Regions from separate parts of the Homo sapiens genome. Here region 2 is linked to region 1. Evidence: chromatin loops called from intact Hi-C (ENCODE). Cell type or tissue: heart right ventricle. All regions are shown on one strand. Each heading gives the region's core, and the rest is flanking DNA. Links, peaks and the distances in the headings are about the cores only. Region 1 overlaps NFIA (nuclear factor I A). Region 2 overlaps NFIA (nuclear factor I A).

Region 1 (12,286 bases), core at 1,390-9,389:
ACGTGCTTTATGAAACATACTTCTTCTTAGGGACATTTTTAAATACCAAATGAGAATATGTTTGGTGGGCCAGGTGCAGGGGATCACACCTGGAATCCCAGCACTTTGGGTGGCCAAGGCAGGTGGATTGCCTGAGGTCAGGAGTTTGAGACCAGCCTGGCCAACATGGCAAAACCCAGTCTCTTCTAAAAATACAAAAAAATTACTAGGCATGGTGGCAGGCACCTGTAATCCCAGCTACTCTGGAGGCTGAGGCAGGAGAATTGCTTGAACCGTTGAGGCGGAGGTTGTAATGAGCTGAGAGTGCACCATTGCACTCCAGCCTGGGCAACAAGAGTGAAACTCCATCTCAGAAAAAAAAAAAAAAAAAAAAGAGAATATGTTTGGTAGAAATCTGAAAGAGAATTTATGCTGAATTGAGACCATTTGGAAGGCTTCTTGGGTAAAACTGATTTGAGTTGTGGATGAAGGATTGTTTGGAAATGAGAGAATGAGCAGAGGCCATGGTGGAGAGAAGAGTTGGAGAGCAGGTGAAAGGCGTGAGCACAGCTGCAGAAGCAGACATATGCACGATTTGTCCTAGAGCAGGTCGGTTGGCGAGTTTGGTTAGAATGGGGGGTTTACATAGCGGAGGGTATTGAATGCCAATTTAAAGATCTAGGCAGTAAGAATCATGTAGGGTTTTTGAACAGGGATATGACATGCTTCAAGAGGTTTTTTTTGAAAGGATTAATCATGAAGTCCAAATGTAGGGAGCATTGAAAACAAGAGTAGAGTGACAGACAGTGGAACAGTAGCTTTGTCTCGGCACAAAATTATAAATCATGATGGTTTTTATTTCCTGTGCCCTGAGTAATATCATAAACAAAATATACAAAATGGCAAGAGCACTTTTGAGATAATACATGGTTTCTGATTCTGAGTAGTACTTGAAACTTCAAAAATAACATTATACGATAAAACACATGTTATTTCTTTGTTATCTTAAAATAGCAACAAATTCTATATACGTAGAAAGACCTATGTAGAAAAAAAATGAACATTCTAGCCTGGACAACATAGCAAGACCCCATCTTAAAAAAATTTTTTTTTTTTAGTCAGCCAGGTGTGGTGGCCTTTGCCTGTAGTCCCAGCTACTCAGGAGACTGAGGTGGGAGGATCACTTGAGCAGGGAGATTGAGGCTTCAGTGAGCCTCAGTTGTACCACTGCACTCCAGCCTGGGCAACAGAGCAAGATCCTTTCTCAAAACATAAAGCAAAAAACATTATTTCCTTTCTCCTTTCAGAGGAAAATTATTTCCAGATTATTTTTTCTTATATTTTTTTAAAAGTTGGCTTTAAGGGAGCACGTTTCTCTTTGAGGGTGGCCTGTTTCATTGTCAATATTTGCTCTTCATTGGAAGCTGAGGTCATGTCAGAGTTACTCAGGAGAAAGACCTGGACTTTTCTTCTTATCTTTTAATGGTTTATCATTGATAAGTTTGGACATGGTATGCATGGTGACTTTTTTCACTCTTGTCACTTTTCTATATTTACCTTGTTCATAGTATGTAATCTGAGTGCCTTCAAGACACTAGAAAAGATTTGATCTCAAACACCACATTTTGGGTATTTTAATATAATCAGGAGAAAAGTGGATATAATATTCAGACAGGAAGCTGGAATACACTGGCATAGGTAGAAGTATTCATTTCAACATTAAGTGAATATATATATATTTGTTGTTGTTTGTTTTGTTTTGTTTTTGTTTATTTTGGTTAGAATCTCACTCTGTCACCCAGGCTGGAGTGCAGTGGTGCGATCTTGGCCCACTGCAACCTACACCTCCCGGGTTCAAACTATTCTCTTTGCTCAGCTTCCTGAGTAGCTGGGATTACAGGCAAAGGCCACCACGCCCAGCTAACTTTTTGTATTTTTAGCAGAGACGGGGTTTCACCATGTTGGCCAGGCTGATCTTGAATTCCTGACCTCAGGTGATCCACCCACTTCAGCCTCCCAAAGTCCTGGGATTACAGGTGTGAGCTACTGCACCCAGCCGCAAATATATATTGATAACTTACTGGAAGTAAGGTAACATGGTACAGGTTGGTAGAAGAAATATAGAGAAAAACAGGAAGCTGGGCTTCCCTTCCAGATGTCCCTAGATTCAAAGGGGAAGAGGCAAAATGTATTAAATGCTGTCTTACACATAGACTACAAGGGATTTACTTGGCCAGGGAGAGAACAGGGTTGATTCTGAGCTGGAGAGAATGAGGATGGCTTCTGTGAAGGAGATGACCTAAAGCAGGGCCTCGAAGGTTGGCAAGGGACTTGCAGGGACAGAGCATGGAGATGGGCATATGTAGCGTGTGTTCTGGACACGGCACGTGGAGGCAGAGCACACATGCATAGAGTGTGTAATGCTTCACTTCCATCCTTGTTCCTTCAGCAAGCACCCGTGCTTTACCTCGTGCTGACCCTTGAGCAAGGCTGCCCGTGAGAAACTTCCCAACTTCATGGGCAATGTTGAAAACATTTGTCCACTTGCCCTTGCCCCAGAGAGGGAGAAGGTCCACATATGGTGCCTTTGACATGTTATCCCTTGGCATAAAGTTTGGCCCAAATGTACATTTGAAACCTCACGTTCCCTCGATAAATTTAAAGTATGAAACTTTTGAAACTCTAAAAAGGTGGTGAAGACCACAGTTCTCCCTGTTCTTTTTCTTCTTTCACTCTGCAGCTGGATTCTGCCTTTCCTCCAGTGGTTATCTGAGGAGTGTCTGCCATGTCTTCTGTTTTTTTTTTTTTTTGCCTTGTTTTGAGGAGTCCCCTTTTTTCCTCCCCTGGGAGAGTTTAAATATGATGCTGATTTCTTGTCATCTTAGGGCTCCTCAGCTACAACAAAGTTAAATGGTATAAAAGCAAAGCCCAAATTAGAGACCCTAAAATAACCTTGGAGAAGGAGAGTTCTCAGTTATCAGTAGAATTGTCTTAGGAATTTGAGGAAGCCCTTGTATACAGTGAAAATGAGACCCTAAGTTAATTAACAAAATGAAAATAACTTACAGTACATATCTGCCACTTCCAGTACTGCTATAAATAATTGCAAGTGTAAGGATTTTTAGTGCAAATATGCAGAAAACATGGGCATAGAAAGTTTAGATGACCTTAATGAAGAAACAGAGTTGGCTCTGAAACTGTGCTTAGCAGGAACAACGTTTTGTGCACTTGATAAACACTGTCAGTTGTTAAGGCATCTTCTGATAGGTGAAAAGCGGTTTTTTGATGCAGTACTGCCTGGCATGCATCTTCTCGATGGTCTGTTATCTTGTGGGAATGACATTCGTTAAGTTGTTTTCTGTGTGCATCCCACCCAAATAAAGAATGTTTCATCAGCAAAGTGAATTGCCGTATAGTCATCAGACTCTAGAAATAAATTATCAACGATGACTGCAGTGGGTGAGGCTGTTTGTTTATCACATCACTTGAGAACAGAGTAAAGTGAGTTTCATATTTTCCTGAGTCTTGAATTCTCATTTTAGACATCTGTTCAGAAGCTTTCTAAGCCATGGAGTATTCTAAATGAGCATTTTGTTAAATGGATGAAGGAAGACTTAGTTTTCCATTGTTAGGTGAAACCTAATTAAAAATTAAATAATGACCTTGTGTTGGCTTGTAAATTCCTTATTTCCTGCATGTGTGAGTGTATTTTGTTAGAACATTCCATTTTAAAGCATGCCTTTTTTATGACAAGAAATACTTTTAAAATACTATTTGCTTTTGAAATTACAGTAGGGAATCAAAGGATAGTCTCTTGTTGAGAGGAAGGTATTAGAAGCATGTAGCTTTATGAACTATATTTTCTGTGAATATAGCAGAATTAGTTTAATTGTTCAATTTCACCCTCTCCAGCATGATTGCACCCATCAGGGCAGTTAACAGAGACACCGCTATTTGTGTTATACTAGGAATTCTTTATAAACTTAATAAATGAAAGCTTTTTCTCTTATAGGCCCGATTCTCTAGTGGACTTCTGGTGAAATTATGTGGCTACCTTCCATTAATGTTAATGGAGGTTATGGATATAAATCCCTCCATAGTGATGGAAGAATGAGCCCCAGAGAGAAGAATGTTTCTAATGAATCACTGGATTGTGATATAGGATTAACTTGGTGTCCCTAATACCATTTTTTTTTCCTCCTGAAAGTTTAAGGTCTTATGTTTAGGAACTAGTTTCTCTCCACCTTAATCCTTTATTGTCAAGTCTGCAATAATGTTAAGAACAGGAAAAAAAAATGTAGATTCCTGGATAGGCACAGTTTTTATATTAATGTAACTATATAGGCATAGTTTTTATATTAATGTAACTATACAGCACCTATTTTTGTGTTTTACTATTACTTGGCAGACATCTTGAGTGTTTTACAAGGTTATCGTATATTTCACTAATAATCGTTGCTTGATAATTTGGTGTCCTGACAGACTGCAGTTTATTATTTAGTATTAAAGCTCTCAAATGTATTTATTGAGCACCTGCTGGGTACAAGGCTTTGAGCTTAGTGATGAAAGCATATGACATAGTCTGTAGCCTCAAATTTTCTATAATCTCGTGATAAAAGTAGGTACCAGTTCATTAGTTGCTTTCCAGTGGGGCACAAATTATGGAACATCGTCTGGCTGGCCGGGCGTGGTGGCTCAAGCCTGTAATCCCAGCACTTTGGGAGGCTGAGGCAGGTGGATTGCCTGAGATCAGGAGTCCAAGACCAGCCTGGCCAACATGGTGAAACCCCATCTCTACTAAAAATACAAAAAATGAGCCAGGCATGGTGGCAGGCGCCTGTGATCCCAGCTACTCAGGAGGTTGAGACAGGAGAATCACTTGAACCTGGGAGGTGGAGGTTGCAGTGAGCTGAGGCCGCACCACTGCACTCCAGCCTGGGCAACAGAGTGAGACTCTGTCTCAAAGAACAAAAAAAAAAAAAAGAAAAGAAAAAAAAGAAATATTGTCTGGCTAAAGAAAGGAAAAGAATTCTTATTCAGAATCAGCATGATCACTTCTGGGAATCTGAATGGAGAAAATAATTCTATATGTAATGATGTTTTCAATCAATATTATTTTAGGTGGTTTATTTATTCAGCCAACTGTTGTTGGCTGCCCACTGTATACCAGGCAGTGTGCTAGATACTGGGAGTACAGCAGTGAGCAGCACAGAGACAGCCCTGGTCTCATGGAGTGTGCACTTTGAGTGTGGGAAACAGTATGTGGGTACATAAACAAAATAATTTCTAATGTGATAGATCTCTAAAGGAAACAGGCAAGGTGATAGAGAATAACTAAGAGGACCTGCTTTAGATGGGAATGTGAAGGATGAGGCCGCATTCATACTAAGCATCCAAGTAAGGAGAAGACCAAGTGCAAAAAGTTTGGTCGGGATGAGTGTGTGTGTGTGTGTGTGTGTGTGTGTGTGTGTGTGTGTGTGTGTGTGTACCAGAGACTGAAGGCCATTATGGCTGGACAGTTAAGGGAGAGTGACCTAAATAAAGTTCATATTGGCGGGAGAGCAGCTTGCCACAGGGTTACACAGAATAGGCAGTGGTGGTAAAGGCAGCATTTGAATCCAGGTCCATTTGGCTTTGGAATGTGCTGTTATAGCAGCAGAGGGCAAGTGTGAAACATAATTCAAGGAAATAATTGCTGTAGCCATCCAGACCAGAGGAGGATCGCTTTGATCTAGGAAAACATCTCAGTAGTCTTTGAAAAAATGTACAGAATATGAAAGATATTATAGGTCTTTTCCTCCTATAATACAACCAGGAAATTATTCAGGCTAATTTTTTCAGAAAAATTATTACAATAAATTATGATCTCCCTTTGAAAGGTATAATGTATTCAAACCTTTTTAATTAGCTAATCTTTTCCTGTGAAATCTTAAATATTTGCACGTATAATTGGTAATTTTAGCTTTTATGTAGGTATGTTTCCCCCTGGTGTTACTTACAAAACCTGGCTTACTCAAGGCCCAAAGTCCACCCCACTAGTAAACTCTCTCGTCTCTGTTCCTGTGCCAAGTGCTCTTCCTTTGTTACCAGGTCCACATAATTAATAGCTTTATCATATGAGGTAATTCAGTTACTCAGCAAAACAAATGATATACACTTTTAGAAATAGCTCTAGAAAGTAAACTTGAACGTAAAATTGTTTAGTAAGAGGAAATTTCTGTTTGTCTTTAATTAAGAGAAACTGTATGGAAATGTAAGCTAAGGATGCATTAATCAGAGAAGTTGGCATTGCACTGTTCTTCATTTTTATTTGGCATAGATTGCATGGGTGCTCATTAAATAATTTGTATGACTGAAATAACTTGTGATAGTTCTTGCTAAAGTTTTGCATGGACTCAGACTAAAGAAACTTTAAAATTTGAATTAAAAAACATTCAATTCTTAGGTTTGAAGGTTTGAGTTACTTATTATAACTGAAAATCTTTATTATCAAAATGTGTGTTCATTATAGTGTTTGCTTGCCTTCTTGGGTGAAGAAATACTTATTATGAGAGTATGTAGATTTTCCGTGAAGAATTAGTAATCATGCATCAGGTTGATACCTGGTGAGTAGATATTTGTATTTAATGCTCTTAAATTTTAACAGCCTTGCCTCTGTATGCCCTGCTCATCTGTGTCTTACCAACTTTGATATTGTTTGAAAAATAAACATTTGAAGGAAGAAGTTTGCATATTTAGAGGGTTGGTAGTTCATTACCTGCATGTAGGTTATGCCCACATCGCAAAGAAATCTGATCTATATGGGTAACATATTTGGATAATCAAGGCCAAGGTAAAGGGATTCATTCCCCCTTCTTGAATTTTATGGTTTCTGTATGTCAAACCAGATTTCATTGGTTTAAATCTTGTGGTGTACACTTGGCCATTGATTTGGTTTGAGCTCTGTAATATTTGTAATTATGTGAGATGACAAGATTGAATTAACTTAATTGTAGAGTTTTACATAGTGTCTGTATCAACATCCTAATAAAATAATATGAAATTCAATAAGTAATGCCAAGTGGGACAGTGAGCCACTCACATAAGCTTACTAAACTTGATATATTCTTATGGCACTCCTCCAGAATGTAGAAGAAACACATTTATCTAGGTGATTAGTATTCTTTCTGTCTGCCAGATTTAAGGATTGTTTGGAAATATTGTTAGAATCAAAATCAACGTTTGTTACTACACAGGGTTGAGCATTCCAGGCACACTCTGGTCGTTTTGTTATTCTAATGTCCACTTATTTCATGTCTGCCGTGACCGTGACAGTTTTCAGTCACACAGAGCTGCCATCAAAAGAGTGATAAGCTTGTAAGTGAAGCCTTTGGGGAAGCAATAAAGTCATTTTTCTGGTCCCATCTCAAAAGACATTATTGGAAATTTATTTAAAAGTGATCAAGGTAGCACATACGAGGCCTTCTACAGTTTGCATTTTGGAAGTTATTAACAATCTGCAGTTAAGTCCATTTAAAACTGAAAGTGGCTCTTCCACAAACTACTTTTTAAATAGCTTGCTGGTTCTAAATTTAAGGAGAATGGAAATATTGGAAATTAAAAGTCAAAAGAAATTTCTGGGGCATAAGATCCTTTCAAGTTTACAATTTCTCACTTTAGATTTAAAACTTGAACACGGCCATACTTTGCATTTTATGATATCTAATTAGTGCCTTGTAATATATTTTGTGAACAGTATCTGTTAGCCATAATATCAGGGACAGTTTAAAAAATCTTCAGTACATTTATGATAAAAGTATTAGCATTGTAAGGTCTTAAATTGACATCTAGGACATTAGGAAATCAAATTTAAAGCATTGCATTGTCTGTTACTCAATGGAGTGGACTGAGGACAGCGTGTGACTTGTGTACTGCAAATGATGCAATAGCTAAATATCCTAGTGTGAGTTAAGGTTGATTAAGTGATCATCTTTAACTCTGCTTTTCCCAGGGCTCTTTGAACTCTTGTTTTATTAGGTAATATGCTATGCTGTTATTTTATTGCTGTTTAAAAAACCTTCTCTTTTGGGAAAGAAAACATGTGAATTCTTTGGTTTCTAGATAGAAATTAGCAATCTTTTGCTCGGAATGTAAAAGTATGCTGTATTATCACAAACTGACCCTCCTCCTCCCCAAGAATTCTAGGGAGTAAAATGCGTGCACAGGAAATCAGAAATGGATCAACAGAGTTATAGGTTTTAAAAAAACTGCCTTGCATTTTTGCCCTGGAATTAATTTTCAGTGAAAATTAAAATATTTTTTCTGTTCATCTGGAATCAGTTTTTACTTCATTAGCAGGAAATGGTAAATATACATTCAGCACAAATAGAGTTTTCTTTATGGGACACAGGATTTGTACTCCATAGGTAGATGTGTAACATAAAAGAATCTTTCTGCTCTCCTTGTAATTTTCTCCCTCTTACCCTCAATAAGTTAAAAGAAAGGAAAATTTTTTAACCTAACCTGTTAGGAACCATTTTAGTGTAGCCTCTAGTATTTTGATAAAACAAAATGTTCACTAGCTGGACCCTGGTGGTGATAGCATGAAGGACTGGGGTAGAACTCTCTTTTTCATTTTCTTTTAATCCTGAAGTTACATCACTGTGCAGTCAGCTCAACTTGTGTCATTGCAGTAGGAAGATATGTAGGTGGAAAGCTATTCCAGAAGGAGGCTGGAGCTACCTTCCCTGACAAGAAAAAAAATCCAAGCAAATACATACATAAAAAGACACTCAAAGCATCATAGGATGTTATAGTTATAAGGGACCATAGGTTTCATTTAACGCACATTTTAGCATCCAGGTCCTACATAAAATGTATATTTTGTGATTGTGAATGGGAGTTTTCCATATTTAAAAGTTAAGTTTATTAATGTGTCATTTTACCCATCATGTATTTGTGGCCATTTTTTTAATACCACGAATGGGAACATACTGTATCATAGTTTCTTTTTATTTGTCTGGATGCTTGTGTATGCCTTTTAGTCTACTAATATGCTCACATGTGCAAACTAACAAGAGAAGATGGCAATCCGGTATTATAAACTGGTAAAGAGTTATAGTGCAGTAAGACTGGATTAACTGTGCTTTCAGCAGTCAAGTTGCTGTAAGAGTTATATTGTAAAGTTTTAGACTAACTTGCATGTATCCCAGAGTTTGCACGGTGTTGCTGAGTGTCTCGTTAGACATACACCCTACCTACTATTCTCTCCTGACATAAAAAAAGGTGGTAATTGAGCTGGCATCTAGAAAGTGGTGGTAGCACTACAGATTGTATCACTAATCCCAAACAAAGGAGTTGCAAAACACCTTTCTTTAAATATTTTCTCTTCATGGTGCAACTGGGGAGGGCCAAATTCCAGCCTTAATAAAGTTTTAACCTGACCAGTTGGTAGAAATGGCAGAGTAATAGAATGTTTGGTCCAGAAACCAATGTGTGGACTGTGTCTAGGATTAGACTCTGCATTTCTGTCTGTTCCAGATGAGCTGCTCATTTCTTTTCTTTTTTTAATTTAAATTTTTAAGTTCTGGAGTACGTGTGAAGGATGTGCAGGTTTGTTTCATAGGTAAATGTGTGCCATGGTGGTTTGCTGCACCTGTCAGCCATCTTCTAGGTTTTAAGCCCAGCATGCATTTGCTATTTTTCCTAATGCTCTCCCCCACCCAGCCCAAGCTCTTCATTTCTACTCAGTACGTATGTCCATGTATCCAGGAGAAATGGAGAGTTCTACTTTTGGATTCTTCTAGAGAGATTCCCTGTGGGACTTCTAACCCCTAATCAGTATTCTTCCGTTGATGATAATCTACTTAAATGATATCCTATCATCAGAATCCCTTTATGGAATTATCTTTGTATTTTGCACGTTCTTCCATTCTAGCTTCTAAATGTAATTTTTCCTCCCTTAAATCATTTTTCTAATGGAGACAACATTCAAATACATAGGACAGAGCCCACAGCCAGGGCGGGAAACCTGCATAGTGAGGCTGGTTTTGATACGCAGGCCATCCTACTGGCAGCTGTTTTGTAGGCAGCTTCATGTAATAGTGCAGAGGGTACAGAGAGAGAGACCTACACTGTGATTTCTTTCGTTTGTATATTTTGTATTGAAATTGTAGATTTTTTGGTTGGAATTTATTTGAGATGATTCAAGACATTTTGCATAGTACTCAAATATAGGTGAAAGAATTTCAAGTTTGCTCATTTTGGCATAATTCTAAAACAAAAGTGTTACTGTTGGATCTGGGCATGTGATGGGTGAATGAGTGTTTCAGTGAAATGACATAAGTCTGTATAATTTGGAGGGTAATGATGCCTTAGAACAAGAATAAATCTGGAGCGATGGAAAGGCTCCATATTCTAGATGAATGCATGCTTCCTCTTATGACTCTGAAAAATAAAATTAAATCTTTATTTATACAAATCCAGTGAGGGGGGAAGGCTACATGGTTTGGCTTAATGATATATTTCAGAACAGGAATATTAGCCTTAACCTCTTTCCTCACATTGCATATGATATTTAATCCATCATCTTTGTTTTAAACAAACAATACACAAGCTGTTGCTGGCATTGGTATAAAGCTGATGGTCCATCTGGAGAGCAGGAATATAGATCAGGAAAATAAGAGAATTGAAATTGGGTGCAAGGGCAGATTTGCATGTGTAAAAACCTTTCTGTTTTACCAGCTTTTATCAAATTATTTAATACTGGGCAAAACAGATTCCTTTTTCTTGAAGCTGAGAAAGATACCTCCTCCTAGAGGAAGAGTTGCTTCAGTGTTCTAGGAAGAACAATTGGTTTTGAAAGACAATAAAATAATGAGCCATTAGGATCATGTTTTGTAATATAGGGAGTTGGTGTGGAAGAGGAGAGAGAGGACTGCTGGTGTAGTGAGTTCTTGTTCTAGCTGTGTATGATCATTGGCCAGTCGTTCAGCTTCTTGGCCTTCAGTGCTTCCTTTGACTCAAGTCAATTCAGCAACCATTTATTGAGGCAAATGTGAGGATGTTCTGTGGGCTACCTATTTAGCTAGGCATTGTGGATCCATAGACAAGTATGACTGGGTCCTATGCTTATGAAACTCCAGGTCTTACAATGGAAACATACTGTGGTTGAACGATGTAGAGAGTGTTGTATATGAGATATGGGTGCACAAAAACAGGAAAAGTCAATTCTGTCTGGTGTAGACAGGAAGAATTGTATTACAAATCCTTCTTAAGGATTTTCTATTTTGACATGCAAGAGGAGCAGGCATTCCAGGTATTTGAATACTGAGAGATTCAAATTATCAGCAAGGTTCTTTCCAGTTCCACGTTTGTTGTGTTATCAGTGTAAAATTATTTGAATAGCTTTCCACTGATGAGTTATTAGCTGAAAAGTGTTTATTGTCATGGTTGAAAGAAAATAATAATGAAAGAAGAAACGATTACCTTTAGTGATAAAGTTGGGGCCGGATGGGACGAAGCAGTGCAATTTTTTTCTTTATAATTATTCCCCTATTTGAAAAATCAACTTGTATATGAGGCAGCAAACACCTTGCAGAGCAGCATTCCCTTTTAGTTTCAGGACGTGGTGGTGGATGGAACCACTGTAACCTGGCCTCCCTCCATGAGAGGAGGGAATCCAGGTGGCCATGTTGAAATGTGCCTGTGTGCAGCAAGGCTTCTGAAATGACAAGAGAGCCCAGCAGCTTCCAAAGCAGCTGTGACTCTGGATCTCACCCATCATCTCTGCTTCTCACTGTTAGAGGAGTGAATCTGTGCTGCCTTAGGAGGCATGGAACCTGGGACTTTTCTTCCTTGTTTAATGTTTAATTTTATTAAAATAATTTGTAAGTGATAGATGTTGATCTCGTGACAAAAGAGAGATTCCCTCTTTATAAAACTATTCTAACTAAAGATCTTTTGTAAGCCCATGTGTTAGAAATAAAACTTGAATATCCCCTTTTTTGTTGTTGTTTATGAATGGCCAATAATTTATTCACATGTGACATTTGAGCTGGCATTTTTTCCTCCTGAGATGACAGTAGCGTCCGCTGTGTTGTATTCTAAAGCAAAGTCAGAATAGCCCTTTGCTTTTGTCCCGATTAGTAGTTCTGTTTTGCCTTCTTGCCTTTTCCATTTAGACCTTATGGTATTTCCTAAACCTTAGACTGTTTTGAAAGGCTTTGATTAAAATATGCTGATAAAAGAATTCGATAACCAAGTTAGGAACGACAAGGCTATCTGGAGAAGACCAAATGACTTGGCAGCCTAACAAATTCTATTCAGA
Region 2 (12,286 bases), core at 1,951-9,950, 55 kb after region 1:
AGCTTTCAAAGGCATTTTACAGCTTATTTTTATCTCTGGTAGATTTCTGGGTATGCCTGGCAAAACCCCTAGCTCAAATCCTGAAGGTTATTTAAATTCCAGTGTTGGATGCTCTCCACATATATAGATTTTGATGTACACTTAATAAGATTAGGAAGATTTTATGCCAGTTGATACCTTGCATGTACATGATGGATCAGATAAAGGACCATCAGAGGGCTAGTGGGTCTGAGCTTTGATTGCAGGTAGTGGGGAACATTGTCAGAGCTTTTTTTGTGTTACTTTAGGTATACATTTTTAAGCCAAGTTTAGCACATATATTTATGTTAACTTGGGGCATTAATAATCATATAAGCTTGTGGAATTAACCCATACAGATATAGAAAAGCAAAGCCCTAATCAATAGTGCAAAGACCAGTTGTGATTTTTAAAAACCACTGCTTCTGTGGAAGTGCAAGCATTGACTTATGTTTACATTATTTTTCTAAAGCAACTGATTTCAGTGACACCTACTTCTGCCTAAATTGGCTGTCTCTGCGTGTGCATGTATATTAAAGGTATATATTGAGAGATATATTTGAAAAAGTTATAGTTTTTGAAATAAAAAATACCCTAGTAAATTGCCCTTTTATGATGGGGAATGATTAAATAAAACAGCATTATTTATAACATTAACTAGAATTAAATATACAGCTGGGTGAGACTTTGTTTGTTTGGAATTTCTTAAAGGAATTAGCTTCAGTTTCCTAAACTAGAGATATGTGAAGATTATGAACACCAACATATTCTTATGACCTTGATTTTTGAAGGTGTTCAATGAAAAATTCTTGGATTATATTCCTTAAAATTCAAAATATATTTGGAATACTCCAGGACTATTTCATGCTTGTAAGATGGAGGTTATGTATCTCTTTTCTAAGGCTTGAAAAATTAAGCCCTGGCTATAGCAATCTTGGTGTTGTCTACAAACCCACAGCTTTGGTCACAGTTTTTTGAAAACTTAATTATGAATGGCTGTTAAATATTTTTCATTTACCAACTTATCAGCATTTCCTTTTTTGCAGCAAGACTTACTTCCTTTGCTTATGGAAGGCCCTAAGTTTGTTTAGAAAACAAAGTCTGTCTTATCATAATTTTGTTGGTGAGAAGATGCAGCTATATAAAACAAAGAACAAACCTGTGAAACTTCTGCTCCTCCTATCAGGCTCTGTTTGTGGGAAGCCTAAATGCATAAAATAGCAACTTGTTAAACTTAGCCTTGACTCTGTTTAAGGGGATCTTTTATTTGCAAAATTTAGTCAATTCCTCCCTAAAGGAAAAAAAGTCATTTTAGTGGATCTTGAAAGCTTTTAGATAAATATTCCAAGTTTTTTTTCCCCTGCTGCTGCAAGCTTAAAAGGCAACATAGAAGGTCTGAAGCCTGGTTTTTCCAGCTGTGTAACAAGCACAGAAGAGAGGATTCTAAATATTTACTCCTTTTTCCTTCCCACTATTCTGTGTTCCAGTCAAACTTGATTTCTTGCTGTTTGTTTCCAGGACACTTCTCACCCTGCATTCTCTTAGTTTGTCCCCCCAAGGAATGCTCTTCTTTCCATCCTCACATCTCTGTCCAGTAGAATCCTATTTGTCATTCAATCTGCATTTAAAATGCTATCAGCTCTTCCTGAAGACTTTATGGACACCCCCAACCAAATGTGGAAAGGGGTCCACAATTTCCAGTGCAATTACCTTACCTACTTTTTGGCTGGACTCAGTACTCTCATTCTACCTTGTGTGTTAGGTGTTCGTGTACTCAGTAATGTTCGGTGGTCAACCGATATTTACTAAATGCCCCTTATTGTCAAACACTGTGTTACTTACTGGGGAAAGCGAACGGTTTAAAACATGGCCCATGATGTCAGTAACCTCTTTCTTGTTTTTTTTCTCCCCAACTTGGTTCTGAATTCCCAGTTGGTAGAAATGGCCTTATAATTCTTTGGTGTTCTCTGTGAATCCTGGCTTCTTGCACATAGTAGCTGCTCAAGAAATGGTCATTGAGCCATATTAGTTGAGTAAACCAGTTTTCTTCTGATTGAATTTGAACAGCAAAGATTTTTAGCTTTCTTCTTTGGTATTTAAATAAAAGTAATGTTATTTGTTCTATTTGCCATTATATTGTGATTTTTGGTGGTACAGAAAGGAAGATTTTTCCCATTACCCCTACCATGTAGTCGTTGGGCATTTGTTGTTTGGAAGGCATGGTAAATTAGCACAGGTCAGGCAGTCAATTTTATTGAGTACCTGTAGGCACTGTGTTGGCCTCCTCATCTGGCTATATAGAGCTACCCTGGAGATCCTCATGCATAGACAACTGTCTGACTGCAACCTCTGGACACCATCAGCTGTGGCTTTCATCAAGTTCCCAAAGGCATCCTTGACCCCAGAGGTTAAGTGAATGAATCTCACACCTGTCTCCCTGAAAGATTTCTAAAATGTCAGTGGCATTTGGACAGGTTCACAGCTGCTCTGATCCACAGCATTTTCTAGAACTTCCTTTTACCTCGATGGGGGAGGAGGAATGCCTGTGAACTTGAGCTGACCTTCAAGACGCTGTAGGGCTCTTGGGCAAATTATGGACAAGACCTACATTGTTAGGATAGGCCCAGAAATCCAGCTTGCTAATAAATAGCCTTGGGAGGTGCTCACAGTCGAGTCATAGCATTTGGCATTTCCCTGTACTCTAGCCTGTGTAGGATTTCTGGATGCTTAGGACTGTAACCAAACTTGAACTCTTGCCTGGGAATATGCCCTCCCCCACACCCCCAGACCTTTTTTTGCCATCTAAATGACAAAGATAACTATCAGTAACATTTTGAACTTTCCTACAAAATTGCATTCTTCGTGGTGTATAGTAGGAAGCATTTCTTTACCTTGGAACTTTAGAAGAGGGTCTGAACTGAGCAAAAATTAGTGTCCCTGCCTTTTTAACGGCTGGACACTTATCACAAAGCTGTGCCAACATCAGTGATGGTGCACCCACAAAGGTGTTTGGTCTTGATAAGCTTCTAAAGAAGCAGACTTTGTTGTTGTTTTAAACAGTAATGAACTGTTTCAGTTTCATAAAAAAAAAAGAGACATTCTTTCTTAAATAGAAAAGGGCAGAAAGTTTATAGAGAATAATGTCTAACTTGCTAATGCAGTGTTTGCCTTTGCTCTGTGGCATGTGTGTGTGTGTGTGTTTATGTAGGCATGCCTACACGGCTGCTTGTGTTAATACTTAGTATAAAGCCTTAAAATGGATACCAGATTGGCTATGTAACCTTGGAAGATTTATTTACACTCTCAGTTTCTTTTATTCCCAATCTTTTATCAAATGGTGTTTATTATATTCTCTGAAACCATTAAATAAAAAGGACTGTGGAAAAATTCTAAAATGCTAAAATTATTCCAGGCTAAAAAAAGTATTACAATAGGATGATGATGTTTAACCCATCTACTTGAAATAAAAAGCCGAGCAAATCGAAATGTGATATATTTTAGAAGGTATTTCTTAGAGAAAAAAATGTTTAATGTTCCTTCTAGACTGCCATTATTCATTGTATTTTTATTTTAAACATAATTATGAAATATTTTGAAAGTAATCAAGTAAATGTGGTGACATTTTTTTCTCTGGTTGAGCCAAGTGATAATAACAGATAACTGTTATCTATAATGCATACTACGTTGACTCATTAAAGCCTCATCTTTGTTAAAACATTGAATATAGGATTTGAGAAGAGGAGAAGTTTCCTTATTTAGGAAAGGTTTTTGGTAGGTCTTTCTTGAAGAAATGGAGAAAATGGCCTGCTGATCTAATCTGAGGACGAATAAGAGAATCCTCCTCCCTGTGGCTATCATTCCTATGGTGCTATACCTGTGTGGGTGTGGATGTGATGGTGTGTGCCTTTGTTGGGGGAAAGAGAGCACAGATTGTCATAAGGTTGTACCCTTAATTCTCATCTTCTGTACTTATAGGAACTGTGTGCTTGCCTAGAGACAGCAGCATTTGGTCCTTGAAAAACGGGATTTCCTGTGCACCCCTTAGAAATCCTCAGGGGCTGATACAAAGAGTAATTTCAAAGAGTTTACCTTAAGAGCTTTGTCACTGAGTGCAGAGAAAGGAATTTCTGTGATGATTCCAAACTTAGAGTCAGTGCTAAGGAAGAATCCATAGAGCTCCAAGGACTTCAACCTCAGGGGAGAAAAGCAGTAATTTATGGATCTTTCTAGAAATTACGGTTGGGTTCTTTCCCCTCTCAACCCAGGCTTCCTTAGTCACGTGACTGGAATTTAATTATCAGTGCCATAAATAATCTTGTGAATGGAAGCAGTGTATTTGGCAGTGAATTTCTGCTTCCTAAAGAGAAAGGAACCTTTAGAAGTTATTTGAAATAATTCTGTATTAGCCACGATCCTGGAGGCAAATGGTCACAGAAGCAGAGGATGGTATCCCCAGAGAAAAGTGGGTTTTAGATGAGTCAGATAATGTGGATATGTGCTGGTGACGAATGACATGAAGGTTGGATGTATTTTTTAAAATACAAATTTAAAGCAGGCTGTATTTAGAAGTTTATTTATAATTGGTTTTAGGATAAAGCCAGCCTGTTGATGCATAACAGAGTTGATCTTTTGGTTCCATTAGCACCCTTGAAATATTTAACAAGAAGCTGACTTTAGCATCTGAGCCCTTCCAACCACTGTTGGAGATGAGGCAGTCCATGTTGGATAATTCTTGTTGTAAAACAAGCAGACACCTCCTTTGTTTTTCCATCTTGCCCCAAGCCCTGTGTTCTAGACTAGGGAAGGTCAGCTCTTTTTATAGTCAGAGGTCTGTATGCCTTTGAAAATATCCATTCCCTTACCTGTCCTCAGCCAGTAACAATTTATGTCCTGAAGATAGCAAGGAGTGCTGATTTAATTTATTTTACAAACAGTGTCCTTTCATGGGAGAGAGCAGGCTGGTAAAATTGTTTCAAGAATCAGAACATTTTTCTTGGTTATTTATAACATAACTCGACAATCTAGCTACACAGGGCTTCATTCATTTGAGAAAGACTATTGAATCCAAAAATAATAATCCTTTATATTTGTACAGTATTTGCAGTTTTATAAGGAACTCTTCACGTTCATTTTCTCATTTGATTTTTCTGACAACTCCATTAGGGTAGAGAGGGCAGGTATTGTTACCTCCAAATTACAGATGAGGAACCTGAAACCTGAGTGCTTGTAAGTCCTACCCAGGGTTTCACAGCCACTCAGTGACTGGGACTGGAGCCCCCTAGATTTTACCCTAGCTCAAAAGCCAGTGCTCTTTCCACTATTCCGTTTTGATACCCTTGGAAAGTTCACTGCTTATCTAGGAAAGAAAAATTGGTAGTTCTTGCTGAGGAACGTGGAAATCTGAAGGAGAGACAGATCTGAGAGAGTCACATTGGCTAGTAAGTAAAACAGGAAAAGACCAAGGGTGTCTAGGGACCTGGCCTCCTGCCCTGGTTCATTCACTGTGTGATCATGGGCAAGTCACTGACTTCTCCTTGCTTGAGATTTATTTTCTTCTCTTTTCTTTTCTTTTCTTTTTTGACAGTCTCATTCTGTTGCCCACGCAGGAGTGCAGTGGCGTGATCTCGGCTCACTGCAGCTTCCACCTCCTGGGTTCAAGTGATTCTCCTGCCTCAGCCTCCCGAGTAGCTGGGATTACAGACATTGCACCACTATGCCCTGCTAATTTTTTTGTATTTTAATAGAGATAAGGTTTCACCATGTTGGCCAGGCTAGTCTCGAACTGCTGGCCTCAAGTGATCCACCTGCCTCGGCCTCCCAAAGTGCTGGGATTATAGATGTGAGCCACTGTGCCTGGCCCTAATTCCCCTTTATGTTTTCTCTCACCTCTCTGGCCAGGGCTCTGAAGATATTCCTGGGAGAATGAGGGTACATGCCACAGAGGGAGCCTTGGGTTTACAGTCAGCATAGCCCTGCCCATTTCCAGCTGCGTAACCAGGAGAAGTGGTGGCTTTTCTCAGCCTCAGTTTATTCTGTACAGCTGGGGTGAGGGTGGTACCTAAGAGAATTAAGTGAGGTAATGGATGTAGGGTCCTTGGCATAGTGACTGGTACTCAATATCCTCTAAATAAATATTATTCTGTGTTAGGGAAAAGTGAATAGAGATAAATGCTAAGGGTAGAGGTGACGAGAGAAGTGGATGGAGACAAGGATGGCTTTTGGATTTGACTGTTTTCTCCACTGTAAGCACTGTTTGTTATCTTTCAGCTTTCATTTTGTCTCTCATCTTTTCCCCCTTCAGATGTGAGGTGTCTTGAAGGAAGAGACATTTAGAAGGTGAGGGCATTATGCAGATGGAGAGGTCGGCGGCTAAATGTGGTTACTGAAGCCCTGCCTTGGGTCTGTTCCCAGCCTTCCTTGATTTTGAAACACATGCGCTCTCAGCAGGCCAGGGTAGTTTGCAAAGCTGTTGTGGAGGCTTTTCCCAGGCAGTGTTACCTGCTCCGAAAGCTGCAAGCGTGCCTACACACACTTCACAAAGCAGATGGTTTCTTTTGCTTTCCATGTGGTCTAAAAATCAAATGGACTTTTAATGGAAAGGTTGGGGAATTCCACACTCAATTATGAATCCAGTGCAGTGCAAGGGGCAGAGAGATGGTATACCACACCTTTTAGAAGAATTTGTTACTCCTGGTCTCATCTGGCATTGGAGTGGGGAGGTGAGAAAGAGGAAGTAAGTAAATAAAGCTGCTACTCTGTGCTCCAAAACTACTGAGTAGCTGACATCTGCCATTTGCATTGAAAACTGAGAAAGAGGAGTGTGGTTTTGTTTTTGATTCCACAAGATGATGTGGAAGGGCAAATTGTTTTGGTTCTATGTGATAAACTTTGAGTACCTCCTGTGTGCCTGATACTATGATGGATACATATGCCTAGGGTAAAAGGATGAGAAGACACAGATCATGTCTTTGAGACGTTTAGCTTGAGTCACATTTGCTGAGACTGAAGTTGGGCTTTGCATTTGAAAAGCTAGCATTTTTGGATGCACTTTTGATGGGACCCAACAAGAGATGATTTGTTTATTTGGGAAGAATCCTGGCATGCAGTGAGGAGCACCTTTGTAGCTAGAACATGCTTAGATTTTGGTATTCTTGAAAATGTGGCCTCCTCCCCAATGCCAGTGTATAGGATTTAAAAAAAAACAAAAAAACACATCTCAAACCTTGGCATTTATTGAATATTAACAGGCCAGGCACCAAAGCATTATTCAGCATTGACACTTAAACTTTTCTGTATTGATTATTATTATTATTATTATTATTATTTTTTGAGACAGGATCTCACTCTCTTGCCCAGGCTGGAGTACAGTGACATAATCTTGGCTCACTACAACTTGTGCCTCCCAGGCTCAAGTGATTCTCTTGCCTCAGTCTTTTGAGTAGCTGGGACTACAAGCTCGCACCACCACACCCATCTAATTTTTGTATTTTTTGTAGAGACGGGCTTTCACCATGTTGGCCAGGCTGAGCTCAAACTCCTGGCCTCAAGGGATCCACCTGCCTTGGCTTCCCAAAGTGCTGGGATTAGAGTCATGAGCCACAGCGCCTGGCCCTTATCATGATTTTGAGTTTATGAAAAATGTTGTATAACTATAGATGGGAAAAACTATTATTGAATGTTGTTGTCATTTTCTACCATTGTAATTGTTAGGGTAGAGTACCAAATGGTATTTAGCAAGGTAACAATGCCATACCTCCTCCAGGTCCTCAAAAAAGGCAGTATTAAAAATGAACCTACACTATAGGAAGCCTTATTCTAGTAGGCCAGTATTTATGCAGATGATTGTTACATTTATTTATTGTCACATGTCATAGTCTGTGTAAGTCAGTTATTTCACAGGTAAGCTACATCTTCATGTGGTTGCCTTCTGCAAGTGTCTCTTTCCTTCTTAGGTCACAGCTAGCTATATAGTCAGTCACTTCCTCACTTGCTCATGCAACAATTTTTTTGACACCTACTCTGTGCCACAAACTGTAATAGTCATGCCATCACGAAGCTCATAGTCCAGGGGAGAAAGAAAAGCAAAGACAATACAGCTTGATTTGTGATAGAATTAATGCAGAGTGCCCCGGGCTATCTTTCTGCACGAGACCCCATCAAAGCCAAGTTGCAGAGGATGAGTGGGAATTGAGAGGCAAAGGGTTGGTGCAGGATGGAGATAGGAAGCATGGCATGTGTAAAGAAAAGCAGAGAGGTTGGGGAGAACAGGGTGTGTTCCAGCAGTTGTGCCTAGTTCTGCCCAGGCCGAAGAGCAAGGCAGGAGTCCGCTTAGGAAAGCCTGCAGCTAACTGCTGTGTCACCTCTAGTGGAAGGCTTCATGGCAGCTGGTGAAAGTCTCCTAGCAGGGCCATACTTATCTTTTACCGGGTGATAATTCTCCCCCACCCTTTTTAATTTTTGCCATTTTTTTTATTATAAATGCTGTCATTTTAAGTTGGGGCGTAAACGTAGTATGCAGGAGGCAGGCATGAATTAATGAATAGTAAAGTCCTCTTAAATTGCCTTATAAAACTAAGTCCTACCAGGTTCCCCTTTCATCTCAGCAGATGTTTTACAGGATAGAAATAAAATCTATTTTGGTTTTTTAGCGTACCAGAAGATAAAACATCTGGCTGAGTGGATTTTCTCCCCTCTGATTGCTTACTTCCACTTAAAGCTTTTTTCATATAAAATTTATTGATATTTTTAAAAATTCTTTCTTATTATAAATGAGTAATATTATCTTAAGTTTAGAAAATTTGGAAAAAGAAAAACTACATAGATGAATACTACAGTTAACCTTAATCTTACTACTTGAAGAACTACTATAAAATGATAGATGGATATTCTTTAAAAATTTTTTTTTCTATGCTTGTATACATTCTTTAATATGAGCAGAATCAAATTGCAATAAACTGATTTTTAAAAAATTCATTTATTCAAGAGATACTTGGGCTGGGCGCGGTGGCTCATACCTGTAATCCCAGCACTTTGGGAGGCTGCGGCGGGCAGATCACGAGGTCAGGAGATCGAGACCATCCTGGCTAACACAGTGAAACCCCGTCTCTACTAAAAGTACAAAAAAAATTAGCTGGGCATGGTGGCGGGCGCCTGTAGTCCCAGCTACTCGGCAGGCTGAGGCAGGAGAATAGCGTGAACCTGGGAGGCAGAGCTTGCAGTGAGCCAAGATCGCACCACTGCACTCCAGCCTGGGCGACAGAGCGAGACTCTGTCTCAACCAAAAAAAAAAAAGAGAGAGATACTTGTTATGTTTCCGTGCTTTATCTTCATTTTTGCTTGGTAAAACCTTTCAAATGCCCTACAGGGAAATCTGGCAATTGTTGGGAATATCAAACATAGGAAAGTAGAAGTAACTGTATTTCCCTCCTTCCCACATTTGGGTCTCTCTATTTATGAAAAAACGCAAAAGAAGCTTATCCGGAGATAGTTCAAAGATTGCTTTAAATGTGTCAAGTTATTTCAATCTCCTATGCCTTCTGTACACATCTTCAACAGGATTTGGTGAATTCACAGTGAGAGTCATAATAATAATCGTGATTTTGAAAAGTAATAGTTGTCTAACACTTTCCCATTTATCTAGTGATGCTATATGCATTATCACATTTAATGCTTAAAACTTGAGCTATTGTTATCCCTATTCTAACAAGATAATCAAAGCATGGAGAAATTAACTCTGTCTTGCTAAGATCCTCAGATATGTTCTGAATCATAAAAGGTTATGTTATATTTAGCACAGTGTTTATAGTAAGAATGTTTTCTCTATTGTGTGTGTGTGTGTGTGTGTGTGTGTGTGTGTTGGAATACCATTATAATCTATAAGTCTCTCTTGATTTTCAGCTAGTGTGACTCCCCTTTCCATAACTCCCACCTCAAATTTGAACCATCCTGAATAGAGAGGAGCTTTAATAAACCAACTCTATTATTGGTTCTGTAAGACCTTGACATTTGCAAACTTTATTTTTTGCCTTTTCTCCCACACAGTAGCCACTCTTGCAAATCAACCTTGGGAAGTTAGCATTCTTAATGAAGATCTATAGGAGACTTTATCCTTAGACAGTAAATCAGCTCTTTCAAGGCACCATTCATCTCCCTTCGAGCGCATGAATTGGTATATGGCACCTTACAAGAGCTCATTTATCTTATGTGGGTCCCTAGTTATTACTTTTGCCCACTTCCCCTAGATCGCCAGAGATCAAGGCAGAAATGAAGTAGAGGATGGCTTTGCACTTTGAAAATTTGCCAAGGTCAGCTGAGGTACCTGTGGCATTGACTTAGAGCTGGTGTTGAGTATTACCCATAACTTTTAGGGTGATATCACCCACACTGGCAAATAATTAGTTTAGTTTGTCAAAGCATTTGAATTGTGCTTGGTTAAATAAAAATGGCTAGAAGGTAAAGTAATAGGGGAAAAAGTTTGTTACCTTGAGAATTTTTTTCCTCTTTAACATTTGTCCAAATCATATTGACATACTTTTGGCTTCCATATTAGTGATAAGGATGAATTTTTACTAAGTGCCTAGGCTATATGCTAGGTGCTTTTCCAAATGCCTTAAAAAACAATTCTACCACGATATAGGAGCCATTATCCTCCTTTCATATAGGAGGAGCTGATCATCACTGATGTTAAATAACTTGCTGAAGGATATGTGTAACCAGATAGGTGGAATCAGGATTCAATCCGTGTATCTCCAGTGTTTGCCCCTGTGACTGTGGTAAGGCTGCAGCCTTATTGGAAGTCATCCACTTGTTTAAAAGGATGATGCATACTCTGTGCATAATGTTTGATAACGAATTAATTGAAGTGGAATAGCATGAGCTTACAGTTTGCAGTGGACCCCGAAGCCAGGCTTTCATTGCTAAAGGAGCTAATACTTGTTTCTGTGGTTTGGGTTTCCTCACAAGCAGACTCTGAAACAAGGTTTTGAGTGCAAGTATTATAGTTTATTTGGGAGGTGATCCCAGGAAGTATGGTGAGGGCATATACTCAATAACGGATGCCCTAATGAGCAGATTATCACTGTGAGAGATTGGGCTCCCTGCCTGTGGGCACCTCCCTGACAGACTGTAGAACATGCCTCATTGTTTAACTGAGAAGCAACTCCTTGTCTTTCACTAGTTGAGAGTTGCTCCTGAGTGCATTAAGTCCCCTGCCCTTTCAGCCTGCCCCACTTTGCCATGTGGACAGAGAAAGCCCTGAGGCAGAGAGACTACGGTGTTTGTGCTTCAAGTTGGACAGCATGTCTGCCCCAGCTCCAGGTGACCTCCACGGAGTGTGAGCAGCATGTGGGGAGGACACCAATAGTTTCTGTTACATTTGCTTTTGAAGCCAGCATCAGTGCTGATAAAGATGCATCCAGACTGATGCACCTGGCTTTGGGGGTGACAACCTTGTATAAACAAGTGAGACAGGAGAGGAGGCAGTGAAGCTAGGATTCCTCTTAAGAGAAGAAGGTAGGATTTGGAATCAGGCAGTCTGGGGTATTGTTCCTAGTTCTGTACTTACTAGCTGTATGCTGGGCAAGTCAATTTGTTCGAGTCTCAGTTTTCTCAGCTATAAAGTGGACATAGCTGCCTCACAGGGATCAAATGCAATGCCATTCGTAAAAGCGTTTGTAAATGATAAAGCGACATGCCACCTTTGAGTCATTGCCATTGGAGCTCCTGATTGAGGAATCTGGTGGAGTACTAGGTGCTAGCAGAGCTTTGAGGGCAGCTGTTTGCTTTACAAGACACACCTGAAGGCTGCTATCTTGGCTCAAGAAGCCTGTCCTCAAATATCCTGACGCTTTGAAAGTCAAGGGTAAGGGATTCAAACCCTATGTAGGCCCCTTTCTCTCATCTGGTTTCTGGCCTACTGAGAGTTGCTAACCCTGCTTTGCACCAGGTGAGACTGTATTTCCAATAGCCCCCTATCGAGTGCAGAGATGTTTTGGGGGGTGAAAGTTGATTTTGATTGGATTTACAACCCCATATATCAAGCACTAGACTAAAGGTCCATCAGCCTTTAGAAGAAGCCACAGTGGTTTTCATTTCTTTCACTCTGTTTATCTTCTGACCAAAGGCTGACTCTTCCACAGGCGGCTGATATCGAGTCAATCAGGACTCTTTATGCATTATGTGAATTTGGCCCTCACACAGCTGAGAATGGCCTGAATAGCTAAGAGAGCATCCTCTCTGCAGCACCTCTTGACTCCTCAGGACGAGTCAC

What was found. A loop is a pair of places that touch in the nucleus more often than their neighbours do. Peaks named below come from ENCODE experiments on the same cell type or tissue, not always from the same donor. Only the 100,000 strongest peaks of a DNase experiment are listed, where the experiment ranks them.
Region 2: it touches region 1 in a loop (1.8-fold over the local background); 17 of 110 quality-filtered maps call a loop at or near these places.

What each region holds. Positions count from the first base shown.
Region 1 is chr1:61,113,244-61,125,529 of GRCh38, forward strand. All of the region lies in intron 2 of NFIA (nuclear factor I A), which reads left to right. Among named protein-coding and RNA genes, the nearest start is that of NFIA, 37 kb to the left of the region's middle. RefSeq lists a silencer at 1,334-1,628. In heart right ventricle, for the core only: a CTCF peak has its summit at 5,969 (motif pointing left); no DNase peak of the experiment used is centred there; H3K4me3 peaks cover 1,275 bases; H3K27ac peaks cover 7,849 bases.
Region 2 is chr1:61,167,813-61,180,098 of GRCh38, forward strand. All of the region lies in intron 2 of NFIA (nuclear factor I A), which reads left to right. Among named protein-coding and RNA genes, the nearest start is that of NFIA-AS1, 80 kb to the right of the region's middle. In heart right ventricle, for the core only: no CTCF peak of the experiment used is centred there; a DNase peak (open chromatin) is centred at 5,515; H3K27ac peaks cover 6,602 bases.